4 separate regions of the Mus musculus genome follow, and regions 1, 3 and 4 are each linked to region 2. Evidence: chromatin loops called from intact Hi-C (ENCODE). Cell type or tissue: gastrocnemius. All regions are shown on one strand. Region 1 has its middle 20 kb from the start of Spag17. Region 2 holds the start of Gm38468 (a long non-coding RNA gene). Region 3 has its middle 11 kb from the start of Spag17. Region 4 overlaps Spag17 (sperm associated antigen 17).

The links. Peaks named below come from ENCODE experiments on the same cell type or tissue, not always from the same donor. Only the 100,000 strongest peaks of a DNase experiment are listed, where the experiment ranks them.
Region 1: a loop joins it to region 2, with 5 times the contacts of the local background. A loop is called at or near these places in 7 of 42 quality-filtered maps.
Region 3: a loop joins it to region 2, with 2.9 times the contacts of the local background. A loop is called at or near these places in 7 of 42 quality-filtered maps.
Region 4: it touches region 2 in a loop (9-fold over the local background); 23 of 42 quality-filtered maps call a loop at or near these places.

What each region holds. Positions count from the first base shown.
Region 1 is chr3:99,861,071-99,869,070 of GRCm38, forward strand. No RefSeq gene overlaps it. Among named protein-coding and RNA genes, the nearest start is that of Spag17, 20 kb to the right of the region's middle. In gastrocnemius, a CTCF peak has its summit at 3,838 (motif pointing left); no DNase peak of the experiment used is centred here.
Region 2 is chr3:99,230,832-99,238,831 of GRCm38, forward strand. Gm38468 (a long non-coding RNA gene) reads left to right here and starts at 6,077. Exons shown (of 3, transcript XR_375892.3): 1 at 6,077-6,926; 2 at 7,191-7,269. In gastrocnemius, a CTCF peak has its summit at 3,346; a DNase peak (open chromatin) is centred at 3,337; H3K4me3 peaks cover 1,036 bases; H3K27ac peaks cover 359 bases.
Region 3 is chr3:99,870,156-99,878,155 of GRCm38, forward strand. No RefSeq gene overlaps it. Among named protein-coding and RNA genes, the nearest start is that of Spag17, 11 kb to the right of the region's middle. In gastrocnemius, no CTCF peak of the experiment used is centred here; no DNase peak of the experiment used is centred here.
Region 4 is chr3:99,932,299-99,940,298 of GRCm38, forward strand. Spag17 (sperm associated antigen 17) reads left to right here. Exons shown (of 49, transcript NM_028892.4): 2 at 6,948-7,088; 3 at 7,684-7,770. Among named protein-coding and RNA genes, the nearest start is that of Spag17, 51 kb to the left of the region's middle. In gastrocnemius, CTCF peaks have their summits at 4,055 (motif pointing left), 4,928 (motif pointing left) and 6,797 (motif pointing left); DNase peaks (open chromatin) are centred at 4,062 and 6,781; H3K27ac peaks cover 49 bases.

The sequences.
Region 1 (8,000 bases), 630 kb after region 2:
AAGAACCCAGATGCCCCTCAACAGAGGAATGGATACAGAAAATGTGGTACATCTACACAATGGAGTACTACTCAGCTATTAAAAAGAATGAATTTATGAAATTCCTAGCCAAATGGATGGACCTGGAGGGCATCATCCCGAGTGAAGTAACACATTCACAAAAAAACTCACACAATATGTACTCACTGATAAGTGGATATTAGCCCCAAACCTAGGATATCCAAGATATAAGGTACAATTTGCTAAACACATGAAACTCAAGAAGAATGAAGACTGAAGTGTGGACACTATGCCCCTCCTTAGAATTGGGAACAAAACACCCATGGAAGGAGTTACAGAGACAAAGTTTGGAGCTGAGATGAAAGGATGGACCATGTAGAGACTGCCATATCCAGGGATCCACCCCACAATCAGCTTCCAAACGCTGACACCATTGCATACACTAGCAAGATTTTATCGAAAGGACCCAGATGTAGCTGTCTCTTGTGAGACTATGCCGGGGCCTAGCAAACACAGAAGTGGATGCTCACAGTCAGCTAATGGATGGATCACAGGGCTCCCAATGGAGGAGCTAGAGAAAGAACCCAAGGAGCTAAAGGGATCTGCAACCCTATAGGTGGAACAACATTATGAACTAACCAGTACCCCGGAGCTCTTGACTCTAGCTGCATATGTATCAAAAGATGGCCTAGTCGGCCATCACTGGAAAGAGAGGCCCATTGGACACGCAAACTTTGTATGCCCCAGTACAGGGGAACGCCAGGGCCAAAAAGGGGGAGTGGGTGGGTAGGGGAGTGGGGGTGGGTATGGGGGACTTTTGGTATAGCATTGGAAATGTAAATGAGCTAAATACCTAATAAAAAAATGGAAAAAAAAAGAACTATTGCTCTAGGCCTAACTTACGGTTTTTAAAATATATATATCACCTTGATTACTGAGTTGAATACTATGGAGCAAGAATGGGGACAAGACAAGGTGCTAGAAGGCTACAAGAAAGACAGAGGTGACAATGATTTGCACCATGGAGGTACAGAGGTTGCTCTAGTCTAGGCACATTAAAAGAAGCAGGGTATTGTTCTGGATTGAGCAGAAGACGTGGTTGAAAGAAAAGAGAAGTGGGACTGCGGAGTTTTGCCTTGAGAAACTAGAAGACCATTGATGATGTAATGTAGAAAGACAACGCTCAAATGCAGCTCAAGTATCAAGTTGTATTTTATGTAAGTCAAGCCGAAATGCTTGTTGAAACGCAGTCTGCAAAGTCTACAGGTGGGGCTGGGGCAGTCAGAGCTCAAGTGTGAAGAGTGAGCTAAAGTTTGAAACCCTGGAGACCTTGAAGGGACAGTAGGCGTTTCACCTGTTCCCAGGTACAAGGCCCCTGTCACTAGTCGCAGCCCTCCATAGATTTGTGGGTATCAGTCATGTAAGGGCAATGCCCCTAACCCCTCCATAGGTAGAGGATGTGACCTGTGTTCACATAGGTTCAAGACAGATCTCCATGTTAATAAGGTATCTAAAGGCCTGGAGGTTTAGTTCTTTCCCAGACACTCCTCCCTGCAAAAGATATTTAATCTCAGGCCCACCTGAGAAATAGGGCACAGTTTTATTCATCTACTTTCTGTTATGACAACAAATGCCTTAAAACTAAGGACTGAGACGGGCAGTGGTGGCGCACGCCTTCGATCCCAGCCCTTGGGAGGCAGAGGCAGGCAGATTTCTGAGTTCGAGGCCAGCCTGGTCTACAAAGTGAGTTCCAGGACAGCCAGGGCTACACAGAGAAACCCTGTCTCAAAAAACAAACAAACAAACAACAACAACAAAAAACCATGGACTGCCTCTTTTCATAGGGATCTGCCATAGAAAGTCACGGAGAAGCTCTTTGCCTACAGAGCCACTGTCTAATCTCCCGTAGAAGGCCTCTCTCTGCTCGCAGCCATGGCTGTCATCAAGCCAAGCGTGCTGCCTTCAAGCCAAGGTCTCTCCCCCAACCTTCTTGGGACCAGCCAGAGCTACCCCATTTTTCCCCTCAGCCTGGGCTACATCCAGCCCACTCAAGGGCCCCCACTCCATTCTCAGCTCTTCCAGGGCTCCCAGCAATACCTGGGTGTCAGAGAGCCTGAGAACCAGGAGGCCCCAGACTCATTGCAGGCCCAGGAATCTCCAAGCCAGGTCCAGCTGTCCCATACCTCAGACTGCACTTCCCCACTCCTGGAGCAGTGTCCCAACACTGGTCAGGCAACTGCTTGGGGTAAGTCAACTTCCCGGCATCCTGCCTCCCCAAGCAGCGGGCCCTGTGACAGAGCAGAGGCAGGGCCCAATAACCCTACAGTTTTCTAAAGAACACAAATTCATTTCCTTGACATTTCAGAGACCAGAAGCCCAAGATCAGACTCTTGTCATTGTTGTCTTCTTCTGGAATTGGAGTTGTTTTCTTCCTCAGTCTTCACATAATATTTCCCCTGCATGTGCCCGTGTTCTTATCTCCTCAGAAAGACACCAGTCACATGGTGCTGGGTCATCCCCAATAACATCATTGGCCCATATTTACCTTCATCTCCCAACACAGTCCCACTGTGAAGTGCTGGGTGTTAGGACTCTTCACACATGTCTTTTAGGGATGTGCTATGTAGCCCTTGATAGATGCCCTGAGGTAGGAGGGAAAAAAGAAAGGTTGGGGTCCAGTCATAGGTCAGAGGTTTTAACACATCCATAAACAGAAAACTGAGAGAAAACAATAGGAATAGAGAGTTATATGTTTCATATAATTAGTGGTGGCAACACAGGTGTGAAGACAACCATGCCGGGAACTTAAGGAAGTCGGATGAGGTGCTACAAGAGAAAGAAAAAGACAAAAGATACAGAAGAGTGAAGGCGTGGCTAGCAAAAAGAATTGGCGTAGTGATCTCAGGCAGCTCAGAGCCCAACTGAAGCCAGTGGTCATGACTTTAATGTGAGACCATCCCTATGCATTGATAGCTGGGTATATTAGAAGAAAAGGCTACTGTAACTGTATCTTATGAATGTCATCAGTGTACAGCACACACACACACACACACACACACACACACGCAGAGAGAGAGAGAGAAAGAGAGAGAGAGCAAATCCAATTATATATGCTTATTTATGCTCCTAAAACATAACTTCCCTAGATGCCTAAGATTCCCTTTCTCCTTGGAAACATTAACAAGTGTGACTACTCTTACTTCTATCATTGTGACCCACTTGAAAATGTCAGTCTGTTGATAATAGAGAATATTTCCTGCTTCTTATCTTTTAGAAGAAAGGAGTACAAATCCACAGAGACCCACAAAAACTACTTTACAGAATCCTGGATCCTATAGCTTCTAAGATCTACTGTTAAGTAACTATGGCCTTAGGAAGTGAGCTGCAGATAGCTAAGAGAACTGCATGTATGAACTTAAAAAATGCAAATGTTTGAGTCAAATTTATTCCTTTAGAGCATATTTTTATTAAGAAACTCATATACAAATATATAATCATACATAGTGTTATTACTTTAAACCCCAAGACTCAGATTATAGTTATATAATCTATAATCTGTGGCCAGTTTATGGGATTAATGCCTGCATGTCTCGGGGCACTACTGAAATGAAGACTATCATAAGTGAGACATCCAGCTATAATCCTTGATTACTTAGACATCAATATGGACAGCTTACTTCTGCCCCATACTCACCCCAACTCATATCCCTACATGGCAGCAGATATACTTGGTCAGCTATACATTGGCCTGAGCAAAGGACTGGGTCTATGTCTCTCTACCCAACTCACTGATTGTATCCATCAAAACATCTGGTATGGGACTGCCCTCTGGAGGCTTAGGAAAGCTTTTCCTTTTAAAGGCAGTCCACAGATTTAACCAGAAGCACTGAGGATGCTAAAGTTCAAAACCATCATCAGACTATCTAATTCAGCCTTCACGAATGAGGGATTGAGCCTGCAGAAATACAGCCATCTTCAGGGTGTCCATCCAGCAAGACCATCACCAGGAAAGTTACTGGACCTTTTTAAATGGAGGTGGTGGGGAGGCTTGGCTTGAAGTCATCTGCTAATACTCACATCATTCAGGAAAAGTGTTTACGTTTTAGTAGCATTTACTAAATCCCTAGTGTGGAGAAAATGATGAAATTTGAAAATATACAACTACATCTGGGTTGGGTATTGGTATTTTTCTCTGGCTGGAAGGACAGACAATGGCTGAGTTTTATCTTTCGGAAGAACTTCATGGAGAAGAAGGAGGAAAGAAAGTGTATCTGTAGTGGGATCAGAGGGTCCAAATTCTAGTTCTTCTCAGTGGGTGAGTTTGAAATCAAACTAAACATTACAGCGAAAACAAGATCAGGCGTTGGCTAGTAACTGGTTCTGGGAAGACTCTTATTTCCCTACAGAGGAAAAAAAAATGATTAAGGCTTTGCTGTCATTCCTTAGCAACAATCATATCAATAAACCAGTTTTGAAATGCTAAAACAGATTTTCTCAGATGTAAGTTGCAAGATGCTGTTTTGTATTGACTAAGCTGAGAGCTGTCGAAATTTCTTTGGATGGAGGATTGAGGCTGAGGGCTGCACTGCTTTCAAGGGGAGACTTTTCCCTCCTTGCTGGAGCTAAGCACTGTTTCCGAAATATCTGGCTGGATCTTAAAAGCCATTTGTGACAGGTGATAATTGATTATACATTGCCTTTTGCCAAAAACTCTAATGTCATTGCCATATAGAGACACAGCAGCAACACAGTGTGGTGTGTGTGTGTGTGTGTGTGTGTGTGTGTGTGTGTGTGCACGTGCAGAGGACTGGAACACAAATAGAGGGATTCATAAATTAAATTTAATGTTTCGTAGCTCTTCTTTAAACAAAGTAGGTGTGGAAATTATTTGAAGTTAAAATATATTTCTGCACAGAGTGGGTGCCAGTGACTGGGTGTGTATGTGGAAAAGGAAAGCAGAATAAGGAAGGTCATGTGTGGTGCTAACAAAATATTAAAAGAAGAAAAGGACATGCTGATATAAAAAGGGGAAATATAAAACACTGACATTTCAATTTCAAGCATGAGCCATACAAGAATATACTGATAAAAATTCAACAATAACAATTCTACATATACACACAAACATACAGTTATACAAAAAATAAAAACAATAAACTGGGAAATTGTCCTTGGGGGAGTTTTCACTGGATAAACTGTTCTGTGCTTCTCCAATTTACTGTAGTCATTTTTATTTCATTAAAAAGTCAAGGCCGGGCGTGGTGGCACACACCTTTAATCCCAGCACTTGGGAGGCAGAGGCAGGCAGATTTCTGAGTTTGAGGCCAGCCTGGTCTACAAAGTGAGTTGCAGGACAGCCAGGGCTACACAGAGAATCCCTGTCTCAAAACAACAACAACAACAACAACAATAATAATAATAATAATAATAAATAAAGAGTCGAATTTCTTCAATTGCTGAGAAAATATTCTGTGTATGTATGTGCCTAAATAAACATACAGTTATACAAAAAATAAAAACAACAATAAACGGGAAATTGTCCTTGGGAGAGTTAAAAAGGCTACATGCTAAAAATAATAAACATTATTATCATACTATCATATAAAATTAGTATCATTTTATAAAAATTGTGTTTCCTGTGCATGAATATTCGCATACAGATTATGAATGAAACTGAATTTCTCTCTAAAGATTATCAATGGTTTAGAAATCTCATAGAGAAAAGAGTTCTTAATATTATATTAACAGATATACATTTCCCCATTTGTATTAGTTCACAAATACAATAATATTTATGCCACAGACATTTATTTTCTACAACAGTACATGGACGGATGCATTTTTCCAAATTTTTCTTCTTCCATGTAGCAGATACTTGGAAGCTTTGGATAGACTCTTAAAATACTCATTGCCTACAAACCCCTTTTCTCCTCCCCAGCCCATGCTCCGTCCACTCCCTTTCGTCTTCTTCCCCATCTTTCTTTGTTGCTACGGCTGAAAGTGAAACACTGGTCTTTCCTAGTGCCTGGCCTGGCCCCCGTTCTGTGGTTATCATATGAGATACCATGATGCTGTAATTTTTCAAATGTTTTAGGGACTCACATTTACATTTATGGACAAACACAAAGGATCTTATGCGCTTACAGTATTCCTCCCCTTGCTTTCTGAGGAGAATCTTATTGCATAGCTGAACTGCCAAGCCCTTACTGTGCTGAGTGGAGTGACATGTTCTCCTTCTGTCAATGGTCAACCTGACAGAATCAAGAGTTACCAGAGAGATGAGCCTCTGCGCATGCCTGAGGGGGATTACCTTGATTATACTCGTTGATATGGAAGTCCTATTTTAACTGTTGGTGGGACCATTCCATGGGCAGGGGACCCTGGACAATATAAAATGGAGAAATTGAGCTGAACAATAAGTTGCATATGTTCATTCATTGTTCTTTCCTTCTTTAAATTTTATTTTTATTCTGTTTGTATTAGTGTTTTGCCCAAGTGCATGAACATACACTGTGTATTTACTTGGTGTTCAGACGTTCCAAGGGGATGGTGAATCCCTTGAAAGTAGAATTACAGCTGCTTGTAAGGCTGGTTGGTGCTGGGAACTGAATTTGGTTCCTCCAGAAGATCAGGAAGTGCTCTTAATAGCTGAGCCAGTTTCCCAGGCCCCTGTTCTCTGCTTCGTATAGCTGCTGTGACCAGATGCTTCAAACTCCTGCTGCCTCAAGGTGTTGCTTTCTTAAGTTGATTTTGTTTCATTCATTCCAGCAACAAGAGGCAGAGTACACGCCAACACATGCAAACACTGAAAAGCAGAGAAAAGGGAAAAGTGTATTCTACATGAGAACAAGGAAGCTTTACTATAACCCAAGAACAAGAGAACAAGCTCAGAGAGTAAGGAAAGAGGGTGGCAAATGGGGAGTGGTGATGGACTATTAAGAGGGACAGTCAGTCTAGAGTTTGCTAGAAAGATAAGTAAGGGAGACTCTGAGCTGTTTTCTAACTATTTAAGCATTTCCCCTTCGCTATGTGTCCAAGAGCCCTTTAGAAAAAGCATTTTGATGTGTTTTAGTGCTGTCTGGGGGTCACATTGTAGCTCGTGGAGATACTTCACTGTGCCTTTTAGACTTGGCAAACTGGCTTGGGCTGTGACTGTATGCTCCCGTTTCCTAAGGCCTATGCTTGCCTTCTTTTAAAGAAGTAGGCTTAAGACTGCTGCTTAGCCATGACACACCAAGCTTGTAGGATTCACACTGGGGGCTGGTGCTTCTCTCTCTTCTTGACAAGGGAGGCTTGCTGTGTTTGTAGATATTTCCCAGTTTCACTCGGAATTCAGAATTTTGACTTTTCGTTGTCATTAAAATCACAAGGAGAAAGAGAAGGAATAATCACCATAACTATATATCTGTTTGTTGTTTAATATAATTATAACTATTTGAGAAAGGAAGAATCTATAAAAGAAGTCTCCAGAAAGATTGTTAAAATATGACATCAGGTAGGTACACTGTCCTCTCTGGCTTTGCAATATGTCAAAAACAATGGTGACACTGAGATTTTTGAGTAATAAGTTGTTGTCATTTTGTCCAATTCACAGACCTCAGGCATAAAAAAAAAAAAAAAACAATCTCCCACATTACATCGGACAGAACTATTTGGGACTAAGGCCATGTCACTGCCCTGCTTTAACAACTTCTGTGTCACATGATCATCCCAGTGCTGCACACCCTGGACAGATAGCCCCGTGCACATGATGGCAGGATCAGGGAATGACGTCAGGGAATCTGTGTTTGAGGAAGAATGAGCTATCCGTGTGTGCAATTCTATGTGAGAAGTTTAAGAGGTACGTCTGTTGCCACATTTCAGCAAACCATTCTCCAATAAACAGACCAAACACTTGGCATTTCTGTGTGTTAGTGCGCATTTTATGGATAGCTTTTGTCAGTCTAAGCATCAGCAATAAATACTATTGTAACTGCAAATGATAAAAGCTTCAAGGATAT
Region 2 (8,000 bases):
GATTATGAGCACTGGTTGCTCTACTAGGGGACCAGAATCCACATGGCAGCTAATAACTCCATTTATAACTCCAGTTCCAGAAAATCCAATACCCTCTTCTGGCCTTCAAGGGCACCAGACACACACCTGGTGTAGACATAAATGCAAGCAAAATACTCATATATATAAAATTATATATATTATATATACATAATATATATTTAATATATAATATATATTTTACCATATATATGCACCTAAAAACTGAGTCTATTAGCATGCACTGCAGCCAAATCCCAACTTGTATCTTTCTTCATTAGAAGAGTTTTTAAAATGTAGGATGCCCAGAGTGTCACAAGGAATGTGCACATGGAAAAAGGGAACATGAGAACATAGGCAGAAGCCATCTTTAGAGAAAGCCAGACCTGACTATACCTTAACCTGAAACTTCTAGCCTCCACATCCATAAGACAATGTCAGCCAAGTCACCCAGGCTATCATGTTTTGTTATGGCAGCCCTAGCAAACTAATAGAGAATGGTTTCTAAATAAAATTAAACAAAATAAAATAAAATCAAGCTGCAAATAAAGTGACTCAAACTATTCTGCTACATTCATAGATCAGTGTCTTGCTCGGCCATCATCAGCTTCCTCTTGCTGTAGATGGAAACAAATACAAAGACCCATACCTGGACAATGTGCAGAGAGTGAAAGACCCTGGAACACTCATTCTGAAATGGAGTGTCTCCATCAAATCCTTCCCTCAGGGTATAAGGAACTCTGCAAAAGAGGAGGTAGAAAAATTGTAAGAGCCAGAGGGGATGGAAGACAGCAAGTGCACAAGGCCTTCTAGACATAACAGGACAGTCACACATACCACTTACAGAGGCGATAGCAGCATGCACAGAGCCTGCTCAGATCTAAGCAAGATACCGTCCTAGCTCTGAGAGAGGACATGAACACATGCCCCCATCCCTAAGGGAGAAGCTGTCTCTGACAGATAGGCACTCACAAAGGAAAAGTTAGTTTTCTCCTCTGGAGTCTCACGGGGTATACAAATCCCATCCAGCAGTAGATGGCCAACACAAAATGAACTCAATTGTGGTTTTTAGGGTGTTTGTTGGATCAGTTGGTTTTTGTTTTTGTTTTGTTTGACTCATGATACTTTTTTTTAACCTTACAGGTCTTTGCTTATATATTATGGTTTGCACTTTTGTGTTTTATAGGATTTCTGTGTGTGCGAATCTATGTTTCCTGTGCTTTTTCTTCGTTTTTTCCCCTGTTTTCATTTTTAGATGACTGTTTTCTAATGAGAAAGAAAGAAGTGATGTGAATTTGGGTGGAGAGCTGGGAAAGGATCTGGGAGAAGTTGGAAGGGAAACCATAACCAGAATGTACTGTATTGGGGGAAAACATCTCTTTTTGATTTTAAAAAAGGGAAAAAATGATGAAGATAGACTTGCAAATAATGTTTTAAAATGTATGTGGAAGACTAAATGGCTCAAAGAAGAGAGCATTGTGATATCTGGAAGAAAACCCAGCCAGCCAGAGGCACAGCAAAGTCAAAGGCCCTAAGATAGAGACAAGGCATACTTGACTCAGAGCAGGAAGGAATGGCTGTGGTCAGAAGAAACACAGGGTTTCTCTGTGTAACCCTGACTATCCAGGAGCTTGTTCTGTAAACCAGGTTAGCTTTGACCTCTGAGATCTGCCTGCCTCTGCCTCCTGAGTGCTGAGATTAAAGGTGTGGCCCCTACCATCTAACAGTATGACCCACTTTAAGCTGAGTCTTATCTTTATGGTTTTCCAATGTGACCAATTGTCCAATATGTACAATGTTGTTTATAATGACAGTATGACCATTGAGTCTTTGATCTCTATATTACAGTTTAGTGGGGGAAGAAAAACTTCACCTCATTAAAGAAAATCAACATCCCACTATCCAGCATACTTAATCCTGCTTTGAAGAACTCACTCTGCTGGACAGTGGTGGCACATGCCTTTAATCCCAGCACTAGGGAGGCAGAGGCAGGTGGATTTCTGTGAGTTTGAGGCCAGCCTGGTCTACAGACCGAGTTCTAGGACAGCTAGGGCTAGAAAAAGAAGCCTTCTCTTGAAAAACAACCACAGAAATAGCCCAAGAAATGAATCAGGTGGTGGTGCCAGGGCATGCCTTTTATCTCAGCACTCAGGAGGCAAAGGCAGGAGGATCTCTGAGTTCCAGGCCAGTCAGCCAAGGCTACACAGAGAAACCCTGTCTTTCGTGTGTGTGTGTGTGTGTGTGTGTGTGTCTTTAAACGTATATACATTAGAAGGATTAAAAAAAATTGAATTGAATTAAATACCCAGGTCTTTGGGAATTCCCTTGCATTGCTCTTCCCCAAAATTCCACAAGCAGATATTAATGAGTATCACCTGTGAGGAGCAGGACACTGTATCTGTCACGGGGAAACCACAGTAAACGTGATGGAGATTAAGACTATTCAGAAACCTTCACAGCCCACACTCTCTCAGGTCAAAAACAAACCCTCATATGTTTCTGTGTGGAGCATCCTTAACAAAAGCATCTTTAAAAATGTTAACTTTCCCCTTCATGAGGTGTTTTTTCAATCCTGTTATAAAAGTACTGAAGGTACCCTGGTGGGGGAGGAGGTACAAAGTCCTTGCGCTTGTAGTATAATAAAATGATTGAGCCCACCACTCTCTAGCCACTCTCCTCTGCCCTGGGAGCCCGAGGGCTCTCCCAGCTCCAGGCTTCCTGTGCCTCCGAAGCCCTCAGCTGGTCTTTAGCAGACATGATGACGTAAAGGAAAATGAATCCGGTCCCTTCATCTTTCTCCTCTTTCTACAGCATGAAGCTAGGGGCCCGTGGAGGATCTAATATCAAAAGGAAGCGGGCAATGCCACTACTTGGAGAGAAAAAAATAATTACCAAATTTCCTGAATAGTAAACAGCTTTAAGGGGGGGGGGCAGAAGAAAAAGCTCAGGCCTTTGATAACTTGGCCCCGGGTCTGCTTGTGAATACCTTAAGGGTTATATCATCAGACAGACTCCAGCAGCCCGTGCTATTGTTTCGAAAAGAGGAAACCAGGAAGAAGGTGAAAGAGAGAGTATATGGGTGGAGGAACACTGCCTCTTGGGGAGGAGTTTGATGTTGAAAGTGCAGTTTAAAAGGCTCACGGTAGTAAGGCTGAAAGACAAATTGGACGAATTATCCGAGTCTTCAAACAGCGGGGTTCTTGGAGCCGTTGCTCCTTCCTTGTGGAATTAATAAAAATGTGTGGATTCGGTGATTGTCCAGCTAAGATGTCATTAGCTACAAAGATAAGCCCGAAGTAGCCGGCCTATGTCATTCCGAAAACAATCACTTGGGGGCAGTCTTGTGACTGTTAAATTTCCTGTGTTGCTACGGTAGATTTTGCTACTTTTTCTTCCCTTTGCAATCAGTTTCTTTACCTGGGAATGATGGGGGAAGAGGGGAGGGCAACTTAGGAAGTAAACTTTACACGCTGCTGCTACATCAGCCAGGTGATGTCACGAGAACGCTCACACCTCTGAACAGTCACTACGGTTTTCCTTTGAGTCTTGGAAACGGAAAATTTCCAAGGCTGAGGAGGCCGGCGCTGTGGGGACAACAGAGCACAAACACCAGGGTTGTACCTGCATCACGGTGCACACGTGCCATGATCTCCCTGCCCCGGGACACAGAGTCAAGTCTGTGACCCTTGTGAACTAATAGAACCTGGTTAGCGAAGAGGGAAGTAGAGTGTGGACCCTAAGGAGCTGCTTACTAACTCCTCAAAGTCTAGATGCTGGCCGCTAGAGGTGGTTTCCCAAGCTGAATCTGGGCATCTTAGCCTCTCAGGCATTCCTGACCTGTCGCAGGCTGAACAGCATGCCCAGGGCCTGGTTCACCTTGTTGCAGAACCAGGCTGCGGCCATCGGCAGTAGTGCGAGGAGCTGTGGCGAAGCTGAGTCTAGCTCTTAGACCACACACCTCAAAACAGTCCAAGTGATGACAGTATCCGTACCTTTTGTCCTGATTTTGTTTCACATTCAAGGTGGTTAGTGATCTTGGATCTTAGTGAACCAGGAGATTAAAATCCCTGGGAAAGAAGCAAGATGTGGCCTCTCCAATACCCATGACTTAGGAACGCTGGCCCAGAACCCCAAGACCAGAGAGACTTTGCTTGTTTGTGGACTTGGAGCATCGCAGACTAGTTGAGAGCCCTAAGAGCAAACAGCTAAACCCTCGCTTTCCAAAACGGTGCTGGAGACTATCCCAGCGCTGGTGTCCGAGGAAGAAGCGTCCCACGGCTTCTCTCACGGACCTACCAGGCAAAATAAGATACACCCTCAAAAAATCCAGAAAATGGGAAAGGTCGGGGTGAGAACTCAGCTCTCCCTTTGGTCTGGTCTCAGACTTCAGCACTTATGCATCACGGAGGCCACCTCCAGCCTGCCACACAAATGAGATCCACGCAGTCGACAACTGAGATCACAGCTCCGAGGTCCGAGGAAATCGCAGGAGCTCACCCTTCGCTCAGACCCCTTGTGCTGTAAGGGTTAGGCCCTTCTAGAAAGAAAGGGGCAATTGTCTTGCAAATTCTGAGGGAAATGTAGTAAAAAGAAATAGTTAATGTTCAATGTGACATTTTTCCCCTCCAGAAAACTGAGACGTATGCAAGATCTCAGCCCCTCTTCATCTGTAAACAGCTAAACAAGACAATGGCTCGGGCTGGGGCTCAGGGCAGGCTTTCTTGGAGACATAGAGATCAAGTCCACACCGCCGAACCTCCTCAAAGGTCCCTGCCCTCCTTGAAGGGTGAAGAATCGCCCGGTGCCTCGGACCTGAAGGAGCCTGAGAACTCAGCCACACGAGAACTCAGCCACACGCAAAGCTTTATCCGATCAGGCTTCAGCAGGGCCGGACTAGAAACTCAGCCCGCAACTTTTTTTTTTTTTTTTTTTTAATTCCCCTTCACTCCCCAAGCAGTTGCTGCTCCCCTGGAACAAAGAGGATTCCTTTCTGTCTGTGTCTCAATCTAGAGGACTCTCCAGAGTCGCTCTGCTTTAGACTTCGTTGCGTGCGAACCAAATTGCCATGCACTCCTGCGAGACAAGCGGTGGGACAGCAGAGCTGCCTGCTGTGCACAAGGCATTCTGATGCGGTGGCACCAGGGCACTCCTGGTTCCTACCTTAAAGGGATAGGAGTCCAGACTCCACTTCCCACCTAGGTCTAGCGTTCTGGGACAATCCACCTACCAGTCTTTCACTGGCCAGTATGTTGGCCCTGCCCAGGAACTCAGGCCAAGAAAGAAAACTCGAAGTTAGAGCTCTTCTTAAGTGGTAGATTCCTGATTAAGTAACTTTAATGACCGGACACCACAAAGGGTGTGAGCCTGTCCCACCTCTGCTGGTTCAAAATGGTCCAAAATTAAGTGGGAAAGTAAGAGTTGGGCTTAGAAAAGGCGAGCCTGCTTGAGTCACCAAAAAGGTAAAAGAGATTGCTTTTGGCTTGAGGGTGCAGAATGGTATTTTCCTAGACATCATACTTTGGTTGAATGAACCATGAGGGGGTTGTGTGTGAGTTAGAAGGTCCGCTGAATCTGTGGTAGCAAAGTCACCAGTTAGCATGGCACAGTCCCCGCTGTTTTCCTGCTTTCACCTTAGGAGAACTGTAGCTAGCACTACTGTGTTTGAACCAAACAGGCATCAGGGCAAGACCTACATCACTTTTGCCCGCCCCACCCCTACCCACATCCCACTCTTACCTTGGCAAAGTTTTCCATTTGTGCGACTTTTTGGCTTGGCCAGGAGAGTAGAATTCAATGTCGCAGCCTAGGAATATGCTTGAACTAGCAGATATTTGCACCAAAGCCTTTAAGGCTTTCCATGGATTCCGTAGGACAACGGGGTTCATTTGCTGCCCCAGGCTGGTGTCTGCTCCCTTGATTATACAGTGATATAATACATAAATACATAAGGTGTGCAAAAATTAGTTTAGTTTTCTTTTCCCCCACAGGCATAGCATCCCAGCATTCTGGAGGCTGAAGAGTTCAAGTAAGATCCTGTCTCAAAAAATAAGTAAGGAGAAAATACAAATTTAAAAAGCAGGAAGGATGACCTGAAAGAAAGGGAAATAAAACCTAGTGTTTGTCAAGTAATACAAAACTTTTAACTAGAAGGAGTAAGTTGAGGAGATCTATACTACAGTGTAGCAACTGTAGTTTCAGTCCTGAAAATTGTTAGGGAATTTTTACCACAAAATAAGTATATAAGGCAAAGCTACATAAATTAAGCCATTTTGTGACACATAAGTACTTCTCATTATGTACATAAAACCCATAAAATAACAAAAGTTAGTTTTCCAGTAATTTTTGAAAGCTAAGTGACATTGTATGTGTATTTGTGGAGTTTCTGAATTTGGGAAATGCTTGTTTAACCCCCCTTTAAGTATGATTACATCCTGTGAGTAGATTTGCAGAGTTCTGTGTGTGTGTGTGTCTGTGTGTGTGTGTGTGTGTGTGTGTGTACACACGAGAGCGCACGTGTGTTCACATTGCTGTATGCATACATGCTGATGAAGTGCTCAATTGTGGGAATAGCCCTAAGTCAGTCTTTCCTTCTCCCTGTTTTATGTATTAAGAAAAAAAAATTGATTTCTAGGTTTATTATTCTCAAGGTCCTTTGTTCATTCCTGGAAGATAGGCCTTTGGGAATGGGAAGCATTCCTTTAGAGCAGTTTATTTAAATGACTTCTCAGAATTAACCTCCACAGTGGGACCTGAATTCTGAACACAAAGCTGTTCCTTTTCTGTTTCCACAACACAGGAAGAAAATCGTGAACTTCTAGGGTGTCAACAGTCTTCTTACTGTTTTTCATAATGATCCAAAGTGTGAATATCCTCAAATCTGAGCCCTATAATTCTGATTCGTTAGACCTGTGAGTATTAAAATCCCATAAGAGGCCAGCTTGCAATATGCTCACTCTGCTCCACACACAAAAAAATATGTAAGGGAGAGTGTAGCAGAGTGACATTTTAGTGATAGGAATTTAATAATTATTGAACAGAAGAAGTTCTGTGCACATCTATTCTGGCTAAAGCACTTTTATAGACTAAACTTCTGTGGTGTGTGTGTGTGGGGGGGGGTGCTCCAGGATTTGTTGTTTTAAAACTATTTTTCTCTTCATCCTTCTATGTGCCAGCAAGGAGCTAGGGTCTCTGCAATCAGTTTGATGTCACTAGACCCCTACCAAAGGCAGTCAACTGGTCAGAAAAACCAAGGTCAGTACACCCAAGTCTCTCCCAGGTCTCAATCACTCACTCATGTTTCTACAAAGGCTCTTCAGCTGATTTCATCCTGTCCGTACCCACCCATATTCTAATATACATAACTCTGTGGGAGATACACTGTGTGGGCATCACAAGCCTACAGAGGATAGGTTGACTCTATATCTCCCTAACCTCCAGACTCCAGGCAGCATTTTGCTGTGGTTGAAGTTCTCAGGAAACCCCTAGGGGTCTTATCCCTCTGCCACCCACCACTACCCTCCAGGAAGGTGAAAGACTATTGTCTGGTTCTCTACCAGACCTGCTGCAACCTTGGGGGAAACAGAGAAGGTCTTCCCATCTCTCCGAGACTATTTCTGGAAGGTGCAATGGGAAGGAAGAAACACATCAAGGTCTGCTCCTTGAAGCAGAATCTGTCTACTGCAGCCCAGAAGACAGAAAAACATCTATGCCTGCCTTCCCTCTCTCCTCTGTCCTTCCTAGCATTTGGGAAATCCAATGACTCTAGAAGGAAGCCTTCTTTCTATAAGGGGCCAGGGCCCAGAGAAATATTCTTGAAGGCAGAAGTGCAAAGGGAAAGGTTGTAGCCAGTGGATCAGTCTAGAATGCTCCAGACTCCCTGACCCTAGAACTTACAAAGGACTATTTGTCTTCATCCAATGAGAAGGGGGTAGTGGTCAGGACCCAGTTGGGTGGAAGGGAGGTAGAAGGGTGCAGAGGTCTCT
Region 3 (8,000 bases), 640 kb after region 2:
AAGGCTTTATAGCCACAAATGAACTTAAAGTCATTTGTGACGTTTAGAAATTCTCCATATGGAGGGTAGGTCACAGTAGAGGGACCAGAAAGAGGATGGCACCCAGATACAAACCCAGAGCAGCAAGTGTCCCCAGAATGGGAAAAGCAGGCCCTTCCACCCACATGGTAAAAAAGTAGGTCAATTAAAATTGATCATAACCCATTACCACAGAGCTGCACTCACTTGTATGACAGAAAACTGTACTCACGGTGGCTCATCCTAACTGAACAAGGACCACATGCCTCCAAACTGAAGAACGCCATAGCCCATCACCATACATAGGTTGTCATGTTACTTCCATACCCTCTGCATTCTTGGTGGTACACTAAGAAAACTTGTTTTACTCTATATTGGTCTAAAAGGATGAATTATTTCACCAATGTGTAAAATCATCTTCACCTTACACTAAAGGCATAGGAACACAAAGGCTTATGGGAAAGAAGCCTCACTCTGCTTTACACTGCCCTCTCTCTACCCTGCCACCAAGACCATCACATAAAGGCTACAATGTGGCTTTGCTGAAAACTGGCAAGGGCCTCTCAAATACCCCTAGACTTTTCACTGCCTACTTTGCTGAGAAATTTTAACCACCATCTGTGCTTCCTTTATCACAGATAGATGAGTGACATATCTTTTCCTACAGGCCAATCTCTCTGACGATGCCCACATACAGCAGGCATTTGTTTAGGTACCTCTCTTCCCTTGGGGTGTGACTCATTCTCCATTGAGCAAAGCCTGAATGAATTATCTTCCCTTTCAACCTTGTTCATGATATGCCACATGCTCTAGTGATCAGATCTAGTGATTTTCTCCAGGCTGGTGGACCCTGAATTTCTCTTTCCACACAATTTCCTCAGTCAATGTCTCAACATCACTAGCCTGTAGCCATTTACAGACACTGTTGATCTGTCAGTGTGTAACTCGTCTCCCTAACTTGAGATTATTTATTATTATTATTTAAAGATTATTTTCTTTCTTGAATCTTAACTTCTTGTTTCCATGTCTCCACTTCTGTCAAAGGGAATATTCTAGACAGCATATCTATTCTAAAGTGTTTATATTGCAAGCATGAGCACATCACCAGACTTCATGCAAAAACACTACTCATGATAGCACAGTTGTGTAATTCAGCACTAGGACACAAACTCATGAGGATCCCCATATCTCACTGGTGAGACAGCATAGCCTATTGGGCAGGCTCTGGACTAGGGAGAGACTCTGTCTCGAAAGCCAAGGTAGATAGCTCCTAAGGAACAAAAGCCAAAGCTGTCCTCAGGCTTCTACAAGAACACATGCACACACATCCAAACACGTGTGCACACATACAAAAGGAAAAGCATGGTTCAGTAGACTTCCCTAATGAAGAACTGTTAAGGAAAAAGTTCAAAGACACTGATGGAATTTATAAGGTATTTCAAGAGCTTGAGCGGGGGTTCTGTTTACCACTCTGACTTAAGTCTCTGATGTAGAGATTCAGACAGAAAGAAATACCCCACCCTGGTACCCTTGAAAAGTGTTTTCATTGCCTAACATAGTTTCTTCCTCCTCCTGAGGTTGCACTGAAGCACTTTAGGAATGTGTGAAGATGGTTTTCCATGGAGGACAAGCTCAGTCTTCCTGCAGCCTGAAGATGATGGACAAGCCACTCTCTCTTTCCTTGAGTACAGTTTTCTTGTTCAACCCTCTGGAACTGCAGAGCAGCTGGAGAGCAGATCCTGGGACCTCCAACTACAGCAGGCCACATTTAATTCATCTTTAAGTTTTAGAGCATACTCTTGTAGGGTTTGTTATTTTGTTTTGTTTTATTTTGTTTTGTCTTTCTAAGGGGCAGCATAGTCTTGGGAGTCATATATCCTGGAACCATAAACTTCAGGCCTACTATAAACATGCTGTAAAGTTTCCTAGATATTACAGTACCCAGCAAGGCACTTTCTAGTACAGACTTCAGAAAAGGGGCTCATGAAGGTCCCTTGCTTGGGATCACACAGTCAACAGAAATGGTTATAAAGGTGTTTGTTGGCTGAAATCAGTCCCTGTCCATGGCTCTTAGGGGTAAGAGCTACATAGTTTCATAGCTTTCTTGAACATAAGTGACTCTTCACTGCTTTTGCTTATATCTGGGCTGCCCTCCAACCCCAGTGTTAAAGGGTAGTTTTCACAGTTTTTGTTATGCTGCCCATTCCCCACATTAAAGAGTCATTTTCACTCTTTAGCCTTATACAGAACTTTAAGAGCAAGGACCAAGGAGAGCTTTCTCATCACTGAAGGTGTGTACCAAAGGAGACTGTGCATTCTTTGGTCTCTTTCATAATCTTTCTTTGCTTCCTAACATGGAGATGGGTTGCTTTGCCCACCAGTGTACTCCTGCCTTTTCAAAGCAACAAGCCAACTAGCCATGGATGGAAACCTAGAAGATGTGAACTACAGTGAGCTCCCTTTCTGCACGAGGCACCTCGGCCATTTTGTCACAGTCAAAAATCTGACACACGCTCTTCTAAGCACACCAGCCCCATGTTTTCTGGTGCTGTCCCTTTTTTTCAGCTCCTCTGTGTGTGCCTGGTTTTCCTGCCACAGGAAGCTCCTCATATTTGCTTTAACTCATGCCTCAACTTCTTTGCTAGTTCCCTTTCATAGCTACCTTTAATGAATATACCACTCAGCTTGTGACTCCTTGTCTTTAAAGGCACCCACTGTGTCTCTCAAAATAGTCAGTAATTGTTGGTCCTCTTGCAGGACTCAAGAAATGACTATGTCAGTTAGCATCCATAACTACCAGACCCGACCATTATTAAAGGTAGATTTTATATAACTTTGTATCCCTAGAGTTTACAATGTTAAAAACAAAGCAGAGGTCAAAGGTTTGTTGAATGTATAAGAGAAAGGAAAGGAAAAAAGGGAAATTAAAAGCAGTAAGGGATGTGAAAGATTGTAAATGTCTGCCTGTTTGTAGAGCAGACAAGACTTCTGTCATCCTGTTCCCAACCGAGGCTGCCCCTGCTCTAACAGAGTTGTGACTTCCATCTTCCTGATTCTTTAGGGGACACTCGGATTCTCCTTTCCTACTACACCTCTCAAAATAGCACTCCCATACCCCTTCCCAGCTTTTCAGAAGCCACCATGCAGCTCCCATGTTGGAGTTTCCTGGGATTTCCATTATACTTCTATCTACATTTATCCATTGGACTCTATTCATTATAACTCTAAACTCATTATAGCTTAAAGATGTCCTCTCTACAAATATATATATATATATATATATATATATATATATATATATATATATAACCATCAGGATTTTGAATTCAGGACAATAACCTAATGGAACTTTCTGTGTCTCAGATGAACTTAGTGACAGGACACACTTATAGTCTATGAAATCTTCCAAGAGTACCAATCATCTGTATGTTAATATTTTAATGACAATCTGACCTTTAAATTTTGTTCATTATGTTTTCATGTTATTGACAAATTGTGTATTGGCTATAGTAAGTTCATAGATATAAAGAGACAGAGTAAAGCTAAACAATCAGTGCCCATGCAATTTATAAGCACACATTCTCCCACTGGTGAATGTAAGAGCCTTGCAGTGACTGCAGAGCCAGCGCTGTTTCAATGACTATCAAAATCATTGCACAAGAGTGATGTTGTAATTGTCTTTGCTTAACATCGGAGGAAACTGAGGCATAGGGAGACTCACTCAGGGCTCCACTGTGATCAAATGGCAGAATTGTAATTGGAACCAAAGCACAGAGCCATTACAGATTCCTTTCAGAGTACTATGCATTACCATGCTACCAGACATAGACACTGTTCCAATAACTTCTTTGCCGTGAAGGGATAGGGGTTCTGTTTCATTTCTGCTCCATCCTGCCAGTGGCTATATCTATCTACAAACAGGCTTTTTACTTTTTCACCACCTACCTAAGACTAATAATTCTGTTGCTGCTGCCTGGAGTCTACCTTCCCAACTTCTTTAAGGAAGATTCTGTGCTTTGCCAAGGTCTGTCTATCCTTAGGGGCTAACACACAGAAAAGGCAGGGTGAGGTTCTGTTTGCTTCTTTCTATTCTCTCCATCCAGTTTTTTTCTCACCCCTTCCTCTTCTAACACAGACATTATTTTCCAATTTAGCTGATCTCAGATAATGAAAACCTTCCCATCCTCATCTCCTCCACAACCTCATGACTTATTATTCTTTTTACATTTTTGCTCACACTGATGATTCTCCATTGAGCTGGTCCCATCTTCCCCTTGGTATTCCTTAGGGCAAGTTTTGTTCCCTTTAGAAAAGCTTTGGTGACTATCCTAGCCAGTGTGTTAAGTAAAGAATCCTCCATGTCTCAAATTTTTTCTCCTTTCTCTGAAGCACCTCATCAGTATTAGGCACATGGTAGAAATCCGGGCTCACTGTTTAGCTGGTGGCTATAGGGCATGCAAGTAAGACCCTTCCCACCTCATCCTCCATGTGGACTTTCTAAAGGTATGGATGCCTTTCTTGCTTGGTGTGGTCTTGTTCACTGTGTAGGGAGAGTGTCTCACAATTTAGATGCCAGGGGCTTGTGTTCAGATCTTACTTTGGATAACCCCTTTGCTTTGGTTAACCTATAAATATTAGTGATGGTTTCCATTTAAGGTTAGAAGATTATGATGTGATTATGCAAATGCACAGAGTGCTGGGTAAATATTACTTAGTACTGGCATCTCAGCAATGAAACAGAAATGGGTCAGGGAATGAATGATTCTGGATATGACGTCCAGACGAGGAAACTCAAGGATGGATGCCATATTAAGAGAAAGATTGCAGGATACCAACCAGAACCTTCATATTTATTGTATTCTCTTCACATTGCCTTTTCTCCGTGTTTTCTCTGCTTTAATTAACTTACAAAGGGCTTGCTATCTATCCTTACTTTAAAATTAAACACTAAAAAATAAATGCTCTTTTTTTCATTTTCCTGTAGGTCAGCTCCCACTTCTCTAAAGAAACCTTTCAAATGTCTAAGGGATGTCAATTTAAGATTCTGCTTTGCCCACCCCTCTTCTCTGCCTGCCATGAATCTCCCATGCAGGCTAACAGGGCAGGTTTCTTGCAGGGATGCCTCACACACCTGTCTTCTTCCCAGCTGTCACTGCTCTGGTAGGAATTCCAAGGGAAAGGCCCCAGGGTTGGTGACACCAACTGCTGATCTGCCAATGATACCTCACTCTGGTACAGTGTTGACAGGAGAGAGAGGCTGAAGGAACTGTGCTCCCTGGTGGCAGGTGTGAAGGAGGCCTTCTTTGTGGCAGACATGGCTACCAGTCAGGAAGCACATGCCTTGCTTAGAATACTTTTTATTTGTGATGTCCAGCTCCAAGAATAGGAAAGAACTCGAAGACAGTTCTTGAGGACAATTTGCTCTACTGAGTACAGCAAAATACCAGCTACTGAGATAGTTTAGTTATGCATTCAGTTCCCTTAGTTTTGAGATACACAGTAGCTTGTTTTGCCTGGATATTGACGTAGAAGGAAAAAAGCAATCACGAAAAGAACTTTGCATCAAGATGAAGTTACTTTCGCTTATCAAAATAAAGACAAATCAAATGTGTTTCCCAGGCATCTTAACATTGAGTTGGCACAGTTAGTCTTTCTATCTCAAACCATCCAAGGCCTGGTACCTCTCTCCTCTTGCTTTCTACAATTTCCTGTTTTCCCCCTTCAAGATGCTCAAGAGATGTAATCCAAGACCAGTTCTCTGCTAGCAGCCCTTCCCACCCCTGCTAGTTCACTAGATTCATCAAGGCCAATGCAGGGCCCTGTACACCAGCAGAAGGAATGAATCTAGGCACAGTTTTATTCCACTACACTTGCTATATCTCTGCTATGCCCCAAAACAGTGACTGTGCAGTGGGTTGCATATGAGTGAGCACTGGCTGGAAGGCCACCTGAGTGCTCAATGCCTCTCTCAGGCTGTAATGTCTTTTGAGTGACATTTACTTCATGCTGGAAGGAGTTATTCAGTCTTGACTTGGAAGGCCTTTTTTTTCTGGTTTATGTAGTGTGATCGAGTCTCTTGGGATCACTTGGCTCTCTAGGGGACTATTACTGGGGTAGTATTCTTTTTATTGAAATAGATTCTCCTCTCATACAATACATCTCAGCCACTGTTTCCCCTCCCTCCACTCCTCCTAGTCCCACACCCATACCCCTTCTCCCTCAGAGCCACTCCCCCTTTGTTTCTTCTGTAGAAAAGAACAGGTCTCAAAGACAAAGCAAGATACACTAAGACAAGGTGAAGACTCCCATATGGATACAAGGCGATAGGGTGGTATGTTGTTGTTTAATTTTCTTTTTGGTGTAGACAAGCTGGAGTGCGTGTCAATTTAAGTAAAACCTAAATCATAGAGACTGATTTACATGAAACACACACAGTGGTCAGCCTGAGAGCCCATGCTCAGTCTCAACACTCAGAAGGCTAAAGTAGATGGGCTGAGATTTTCAGGATACCCTCAAATAAATCTTAAATCTGGGGTTAATGTAAGAAGTAGTTACATGCTGAACCATGGTTTTACAGCTGCACTTTTAAAGCACTATTTAACTAGGACACACATAATTATGAAAATAGTCACCATTGCCCTTTTCATGCTGATGTAACAACATACCAGATGATGTTAAGCAATGAATGAAGAAAGGAGACTTATTCTTCTCACAGTTCTTGAAAGTACAAACAACACATCTCCTGTCCTAGTAAGGCTGTAATGTCCCAGGGATATCCCTGGCTGAGCAGAGAAGCAATGGTATGTATACAAATAAGGAAGAGCGAGAAAGAGAGAGGGAGGGAGGGAGAGAGAGAGAGAAATAGAGAGAACCAGGTCCCCTCACATGACAACCACCTCCTTTAGGAAACATCCCAAAGCTCTGATACCCAACCCCACCCATGGGACCAGAAGCAATCCATTACTAGTAGCAAAGCCTATACCTATGAGTTCATAAGAGTAGACCCAATTGCCTTCTGGCAAGCCTGGTTCTAATAAGCACTATCCCCTTGAAGCCACTACATTGGTACCAAGTTTCCAGTACACAAAATCCTGGAGAACTAACCATATACAAACTACAATTCACTATAATCTTAGATTTCAAGAAGGTCATAATACTAGCAACTTATGAAATCTTCCAAAGGTATGTCTAACATTCTTATTTTATACTATTGAGCTGACAAAAAGGATTCATTAATAGTACACAACTATGGTAAACATTTATGCACCAAATCTAGGGGTCCACAATTTCACAAAACAAACATTAAAGCATGAGAGAACACATAGGCCCAGACACAATAATAACAGCTAATTCTAAGACCTCACTCACACATCTAAATAGATCCTTCTTATTAAAAATCAGCAAAGAAAGATTTTGCTGAAGGGACCCTGATATAACTGTCTCCTGTGAGGCTTTTCCAGTGCCTGGCAAATACAGAAGTGGATGCTCACAGTCATCTATAGGATGGAACACAGGGCTCCCAATATAGGAGCTAGAGAAAGTACTCAAGAGCTGAAGGGGTCTGCAACCCAAAAGGTGGAACAACAATATGAACTAATCAGTACCCCCCCAGAGCTCGTGTCTCTAGATGCATATGTAGCAGAAGATGGCCTAGTCGGCCATCATTGGGAAGAGAGGCCCCTTGGTCTAGCAAACTTTATATGCCCCAGTACAGGGGAATGCCAGAGCCAAGAAGTAGGAGTGAGTGAGTAGGGGAGCAGGGTGGGGGGGAGGGTATAGGGGACTTTTGGGATAGCATTGGAAATGTAAATGAAGAAAATATCTAATAAAAATGTGGGAAAAAAATCAGCAAAGAAACTTCACTTCTCCTTCCTACAGCACTTCCTTCCCTGCAGCCTGGCATCGTGTGAATTGGCACAGTCTATTAGACTGTAGAAGTTTCCCTGAAAGACTTTCCTGTTAACCAGAGCTCTTGAAGTTTG
Region 4 (8,000 bases), 700 kb after region 2:
CTAGTTCAAGAAGCATTTATGGAAAACTGTTATATGGTAAGTGTGTGGGATGAATATGAAGCAGTCTAGATGGCATGTCCTAGAACCTTTTCTGTTGCAGAAAAGACCACCATTAGCAAGGCTCCCTCTGAACGAATCCAGGAATTCTGGGAATCTTTTTTTAATATGTGGGTACCCTGAAGAAAAATAAAGTGTTCCAGGCGATAGAGGCATGGGGTTTATTTACTTATGTAATTAGCAAATCAACCCTTAAGACCCCGAGTCTAATAGGTGGTAAACTTCATTACACCTTGAAGGCGTGGTGGAGCCAGAATTCAGCCCCAGGCCAGAAACTTCACTCTCTTTCCTTTTGTTCTTAAAAACTAGCCCTGAATGGACATCTGTGTTTTATATCTAGAGCCACAAAAATTAACCAGCTTAACGTGCTGTTCCCCCTCCAAACAATGGACCCATTTGCACTTTTGAGGCATAGAAACAGATTTCACTTGTAGTGAGAAGTTTTCTGGGGGACACCTCTTCACTAAAACCAAGTGCACACATCCACAGCTTAAAGCTGCCTCACTTATCTACAGTGCATTGTGTTATATTGTGTTGTGGTTGTGGTTAATGTTGCCTAATTAATTTCTGAGAGTTTATACAATATCCAAATTGACAGAAAGGCACCTCACGTCACAGTCTACTGTTCTCTCCTACAACTCTTGAGAGAGAGAGAGAGAGACAGACAGACAGACAGACAGATAGAGAGAAACCTAGGCACTCTCTTCCAGGGAAACAAATTATTTTAGAGTCATGCCATCTTTATTATTTTCAAAGAGAAAATTATCTTACAAACTATCATTCAAGTCAACACTTGATTTTGACAGTGCTATTATTGATATTCTGATATTGTTTTTCCTTGAATCAACTATAAGTTCACTGTGCCTGAAGCATCCATGTTAGGACAATGACATCTAAGAGCAGAAGCTCCACTCCATTAATATTCATGATGTCAGCTATGCGTATTTACTGCTAGAGAACGGTCTCAGTAGACTCTTTTTTTTTACTCAATCTTTTTAGCAATCCAGAGAGGTAGGTCTTGTTATTGCTGTCTTTCACTTCTACATGGAAAACAGCAATGTTGGGTCATTTACCCAGGCCCTCAACAACTTAGTCTGTCACAGTTTGAATCAAACCATGCTATCTTCCAAACCAGGACTCTTAATCACCCAAGGTGCACCAGTGTTCACCTCGAGAATGACTGCAGTGTGCAGGAGCCTCTTCACCTGTCGAAGGGGCTGCTGGAAGTGGCCTCAATTTGTAGATACTAGGGTGGGAAGAGAGAGAGGAGTGGACAGGAGGAAAGGGGAGCCACCAGCTTCTCTCACAGGGGTTCCTCTGTATATAGCTTGTCCTCCACTTAAAAATACATAAGATTGGTTTATACCTGGGCTAACATCAGAAATATGTACTCAGCAATCCATCCTGCCATGCTGTAGGATGCTATGGGAGGGAGCTGTAGGTGATCCATGGCAATAAACTCCCTTGTACTCTCAATTCTTTCTTAGAGATGGCCATGGCCTCTACAATAAAAATGTCCTCTAAGCCAGCCTTACACATTCAGCTCATCCTAAGGTGCTGCTGGGAAAATACCAACAGCCTGCTTCCAGGTAGAACACCCAACTACAGCACTACCTCTGTGGCAGACACAAACTCCTTGAAGCTCGACTTTGCCAAAGAGAGTGGTGGCCCTTGGTTCCCGTGTACCCCTGGATAAAGATGATAGACTAACATGAGTGGGAGGTGGTACTGCTGTCAGGACAGGTTTAGGCCATGAAGCCCTCTACTGAATTCTGGTCCTGGTGTGGTGAGCTGCTTCCTTGGGACATGCCCTCTCTCCCACTGTGGCACTTTTACTTGCTTCCACAATGACTAAAGCTTACAGAATTTCAGCTCCACAGAACTTGTGGCCTCTTCATAGCAGGTGAATGGAGGAGGAGCCAGGACATCATTTTGATGAGTATGGGAAAGAATGAGAAGGAGGGACGAGAGAAGGACTGGCTTTGGAGTTGATGCCGTTCATGAGTCCTGAGCAGTCTACTTCCTCCTACATCACGTGCTTACCCGAGTTGGTCTCAGGAAACGTGTATCACCAGGTCCCAAATCCTTGTAACTGACCCCTGGTAGAACTCACTTCAGGTCAAATCCAATGTCTTCTGCTCTTGGGGACTGAAGGAGTGCAGAATGTGTACCCCACAGATACCTAGTGTGCTACTTTCTCACACTTTATGATTCCAAGAGTCAAAGTCCTCAGAGTGTCCAAATGCATCCCCATGCCTTTTTTCTTTCTATTTTCTATTGTGAAAACATGATAGCCAAATGGTCTGATTCCTAAATAAGGATCCCTCATTGCAGTACACACTAGTATATCAAACTAAGTTTTATGAGAAATTATGAAGGCTATGTAATTAGAAGAGGGTCTTTGATACATACCTGCTTAATAAGGAGAGTCAGGTAAAGTCATGCATGGTCATTAATATTGTACTTGCTTATTGTACGACGTGTCTAATATTGAACCTCAACTTAGTTTACAGTTAAAAAATTCCTTCTTAACAGATACAACTGTAGCAGCCAGTTTGAGGTAATGAAAATATTTCTTCTCCTGGCCAAAAGCCCACACTAACACTCCTCCGCTGATGGAGAGCCAAGTCTTCTTTTGAAAGGAAAAAAAAAAAACTAGCATGAGAAAGACGTTCACGAACCCTGTCCATTCGATAGTAGGTGGTAAATCCACAGGACAGGAAGACCTTCCTTCCAGCTGAGCATTGACCCTTTATATTAAATGGCTCTCGGCAAACTCCAGCTTCTTCAGTGTTGTGTGGATTTTACTTAGGACTCTTATATGTCTTTTTCTAAGGAAGGTTCTCAGGTCAGTTCTGGGTAGAGGTCCACGGACATCTCCTCCCAAAACGTGCTATAGAAGGCCACCACTAAAGCAGCCTTCCTTTGTCCTTCTTGTATCAGCTGACTGTTCTTGCTAATAGAAGGAAAAAATCACAGACCCATTGACCAAAGGCTGTGTCCCACTTGCTAGTGAAAGAGTTGTTATAATCACATTAGAATATGGAATGCCTAGTGAAATTTGGAGAATTTTTAATATATGAAAGAAAAATAGTTCTAAATCTACCCCATGTCTGTGAGACTGGAGACTCTCTGAGCTAGCCAAGCCTCCCTGCATGTACCGAATGCTTTCTTGCCTTAGAGACTACATGTAAGTGTTTGGGTTGAGACGCCCTCCTGCCGGGCTTCAAATTAGGTAAGACTGGTTCAGCAAATAGAAGGTAATGGGTTGTGTCCATACATGGTTTCGTTCCACCTTTGACCAACTTTATCAATCACACAGCATTATCTGTGTCACATATGTCTCCAGGTAGCAGAGAGCCACCATCATTGTCAGATGTTGGAGTGAGCCAAAAAAAAAAAAAAAAAAAAAAAAAAAAAAAAAAAAAACAAAGTCCCCTCCCTCACCACTGAATAGATACAGCCACTGTGTTTCCTGAAGTGGACAGTTTTCATTCTCAGCTCTTGTAAAGTACACTCAAGCTTCCCAAACTGTCCAACTCACCTACAGGTAGGAATAGTACCACTACCGTACGTACTCACAAGCCTGTCCTCTTGGCTGTGACATGGCACTGCCATCTCCCTCTCTCAAGGTCAGTATTCATTCTTACTATATCATATTTCTCTGACTTCCTCGTGAGCTTAAATCTAAGGACTCTGTTTAACTGTATGCTGAAGTGGAAGTGGGATTTAAGTGGAGGTTTTTTGTTTTTTGGTTTTTTTGGTTTTTTTTTTTAAACAGCATTTTCCCAAATTGTGTTTGTGTCCCATTTTTTTTCTAAAACAATGTCCTATTTTTAAAGCAGTTGTTGTTGGTAGAGATTTGGAACCTGCAGTTTTCCTGGAATGCTAACAGAAAGACCCAGAAGTATAGTTTAGAGCCTCCTTTATTGAGGTGTCCTCCACTCCTCCTTCATCCAGCAGTGTGCATGCATTTCCTAGCATCCCGCTGCCCCCTGCTGCAGAAAGGAGTTTGTGCAGCCTTCCCTGCAAGCCTTCCCTGGTGGCCTTGGTCACTACATCTCAGGCCACTCTATCTCAGGTTTCCTGGGGCCCAGTCCATCTCATTAGACTGAAACTGCAGCTCTAAGAACATCCTTCATGGATCCTGCTTCACAGGACAGAACCAATGAGGAGGCAGCTTTTTAAGGCCCAGTGTGTGAGTGGAAACGGGGCCATGGGTAGACTTCTTAGACCCTCTCAAATGGGGAGAGTGTCTCTGCTCTAGCTTAAATGAACTCTCTCAGTGTGACATCAGGGACACCTCAAGATTCAGCAATTAGGAGGACCATGGATTGAAGAAAATAAAGAAAGAACTTGTTTGTTTTTAAAGCCCAGAGCACTGAACTTCTGAAGAGGGAAATGTGGAGGATTGCCTTCACCTCTCACCCTCTGTAAGATACCATTTTAAAAAGTGTGATTTACAGTGTTTTAAGGGTTGAATATAAGTCATTTCTGAAGGCACCATATACTTTTACAAGTATCGTAAATTTCATCAATTAGTAACATATTGTTAATATCACTCTGACTCTAGTGACTTGCTCTCAGAACTGTCCTGAAACAATCAGGTTTGTCAGCTTTCAGTATAATCGTGAGATGGTTTTCTGCCAAAATTATCTTAATCAAGGTGTTGACCTTCTGGGCCTGCCTTTCCATCTAAAGTATAGCAGTGTGCCTATTTCACGGAGTCACTTAGGGTGCAGGGTAACATGTGCCTGGCACATGGAAGATCCACAGTAACTGTTAGTTCCTTCCTCCGCAACCCCTCTTTCTTCTTGTCTGGAATGGTCAACATCTGCCTTTGACACTGGATTCTAATGGGTAGGTAGGCTACAGCACCCTCTTCTGGAATTGCCTTTAAAAGAGCTGAGAGACAAACCTTTGTCACCATTAGATTTCAAGGATTGGCAAAGAAACGTGCAGGGAGAAGGGGGCAGTGGGAGCAGTTTTTATTGCTGAAACTTTAACACACCGCCTACCATGAGCAATGAATACTTTTCCATGAGAACGGAAGAGACTTTCCTCCTTCAGCTCTCTCTATAGATGCAGCTATAATGGGAGGGGTAAAAGCGGTACCCAGTGCAAAGAGGGTCAGTTTGTGGCAATAGAATCCTTTTCTAAACAATTTGTTATATATATAATTTTTCATCCAAAAAGATTGTTTTAAACTTAATACCAGAGTTTAAAACAAAGGCATGCCTACCTCCATGCATGCAAACTTAGCACATAAGGAAAGCATACAGTTTTCTATTTCCATGTGTGGTTATGTCCTCCCAATAACACTGAACACTGGGTGGATCTTGTTATATAGTAAGTTTCCATGGAGAAACACTGCAGATAGCAACACTGCAGACAGCAGCACTGCAGACAGCAACACTGCAGACAGCAACACTGTAGACAGCAACACTGCAGGCAGCAACACTGTAGACAGCTCCTATTTGATGGCAAGGAAGAATGGACCCTGTGCCCCTCCTCTCACCTGGATTCTGCTCTGACACCCGCCTGATTATGAGCAAAGCAAAGTACAAAAGAGCCTCACAAAATTACACAACAACAACAACAACAACAACAACAACAACAACAACAAAACTTCATGAAGACTTCAGGTCTTTTGGCAGCTGCCCAAAGTAGGATTTACTCCATTGATGTCAGGCCTCTAGCGGTAGCTCCAGCTAGCAGTTCTCAACCTTCCTAATTCCTAATTCCTCCTCCTAAATGCTATGACCCTTTAATACACTTCCTCATGCTGTGGTGACCCCAACCATAAAATTACTTTCGTTGCTCCTTCATAACTGTAATTTTGCTACTCTTATGACTTGGAATGTAAATATCTGTGTTTTCTGATGGTCTTGGGTAACCCCTGGGAAAGTGTCATTTGACCCCACAAGGGGTTGCGCCCCACAGGTTGAGAACCAGTGAGCTAGCAAATAGCTTAGATATTGCTATGCCCAGCTATCTTATTTTGCACAGGAGGTCATTGAGGCCTGGTGGGGTCATGTGGCTCGGGTGCCTTTCCTTATTTTCATCTTTCTTTCCATGGTGTCTTTGTTATGGGTGCTACCTCCCCCTTGAGACTGTTTCTGTTCAGAAACAGAAACCCGCCTTCTTGCAAACACCAGGAGGTGGAGAGGGATAGGAGTAAATGCACAAAGCCCCTCCTCCATCTTCCAGGGATTTACCTTCTCCAGTAGAAATTATAAGAGACGGAGATAAAAGAATCAACCACTGGATGAGATCCTTGCCCTCAGTTACTTGTTTCTTTAAATTGTGTGAGACAAAATTCCATGTTCAAGAATAATATTTTACCCATCTTCCCAGATGTGGGAAGAATCCTTCTGTGAATTAGCAGTCTCACTTGTGTTACAGTAGTAGGAGAAGATGTTTGCTGGTTCTCACTAGCAACTCGCTCAGTCTTACCCAACATTTACCAATTACTCTTTGAATTTCTTATAAATGTAACACTAGAGTAGCTGTCTAAAGAGAGGATCAGGAAATGAAACAATGGCTAGTTACTGTTTTGAGACTTATTTTTAATATACATTTGTGGCATATGAATCATATATTGATTGCAAATGCAAACTTGGGGGGAGGGGCAGCATTTTACTGGGATGTAAACCTTCAGAACCGGTATTTCCCGGTTTCTTAAGAAAACTGGTTGCAGTCAAGTTGCATGAAATTTGGCACAATTCTGCCGCCTTGTGGCTGCTTTGATAAATCTCTCATGTAGTCCAAGGTCAGTTCTGCCTTTGAGTAAAATAGGAAACATATCCTGGTTTTCAGTTCAGTGCCTTTGACACAAAGCTACCCAGTGAAGACCACTTAGCCGCTACCTCTGTCTGCTCTTGTAACAGAATGATTGGAAGGCCTCCATCGCCTTCGTGGTTGGGAACCGAGTTGAGGATGATCTTCTCATTCATGCCCTTGACCTGGCTGTTCGACTCCCTCAGCGGAAACTCTTCAGTATTGTGTCATGGGAAGACATTCTGCAGCAGGTACCTGTCTGTCCCTTTCTGCCTCGGGACATCCAAAGTCATCCATCCTTCCTTATATTTGTGGATTGAAATGTTAGAATAGGCAACAGTGAACAAAGTAGTCCTGGACTACTTGGTTATTTGTGATGGGTTACTTTAAGTGCGCAAACCCAATGTAAAATGTTGCATTTGGAAGGGCTAACCTTCTCATCAATGCAGTCCATTGGAACTTCATCCCATTGACAAAGATTTCTGTAAACAGTCCAGGCACCAGGCAAAGGTCTCTGAGGAATTATTTAGTACGGAGTTAGATAATAATGAAAGAGTAGGCTAAATAAGGCACATGACTAATTGAAAAAACGATATCTATAGAAAATCCAAGCTGGCTCAAGTCAGAGGGCAATGCAGATAGTGGAGAAGAGCTGTCAGGTGGCACAAACATGTGCGAGTACCAGCACCCTGACGAGAGAGGTTATAAATACTACATCTACTGTCTTGCTAAGTTCCCTAGTGGCTTAATTTAATTCACTAATTCACTAATGTATTAGAAAGTTTCACAGATCTGTGTGTCCCTTTAATCTTTCATTCATTACAAGTTAACTCAACGTTTTTGCAGATGGATGAAATACAGTCACTTGCTGAAAGTGCTTCAGCTAAAAAGGGGAAAAAGCCCACATCTGTCAATTTACCGTTACATTACGAGGTGAGTAACTGAGTCTGTCAAAGAGACTTTTGTAACGTTCAGCCATGGAAACTGAAGTCCATATGACACTTTAGAAAATTTTAATTCAATTTTTAAAAGTAAATTTCCACTATCCATTGATTGTTTGTTCCTCATATACACAGACACATACACACTCCACAACTATACCTTTAAGAATAGACCTACCTAGATTATTTACACTATCCTTCTTCCCAATTGAAAAGCATGAA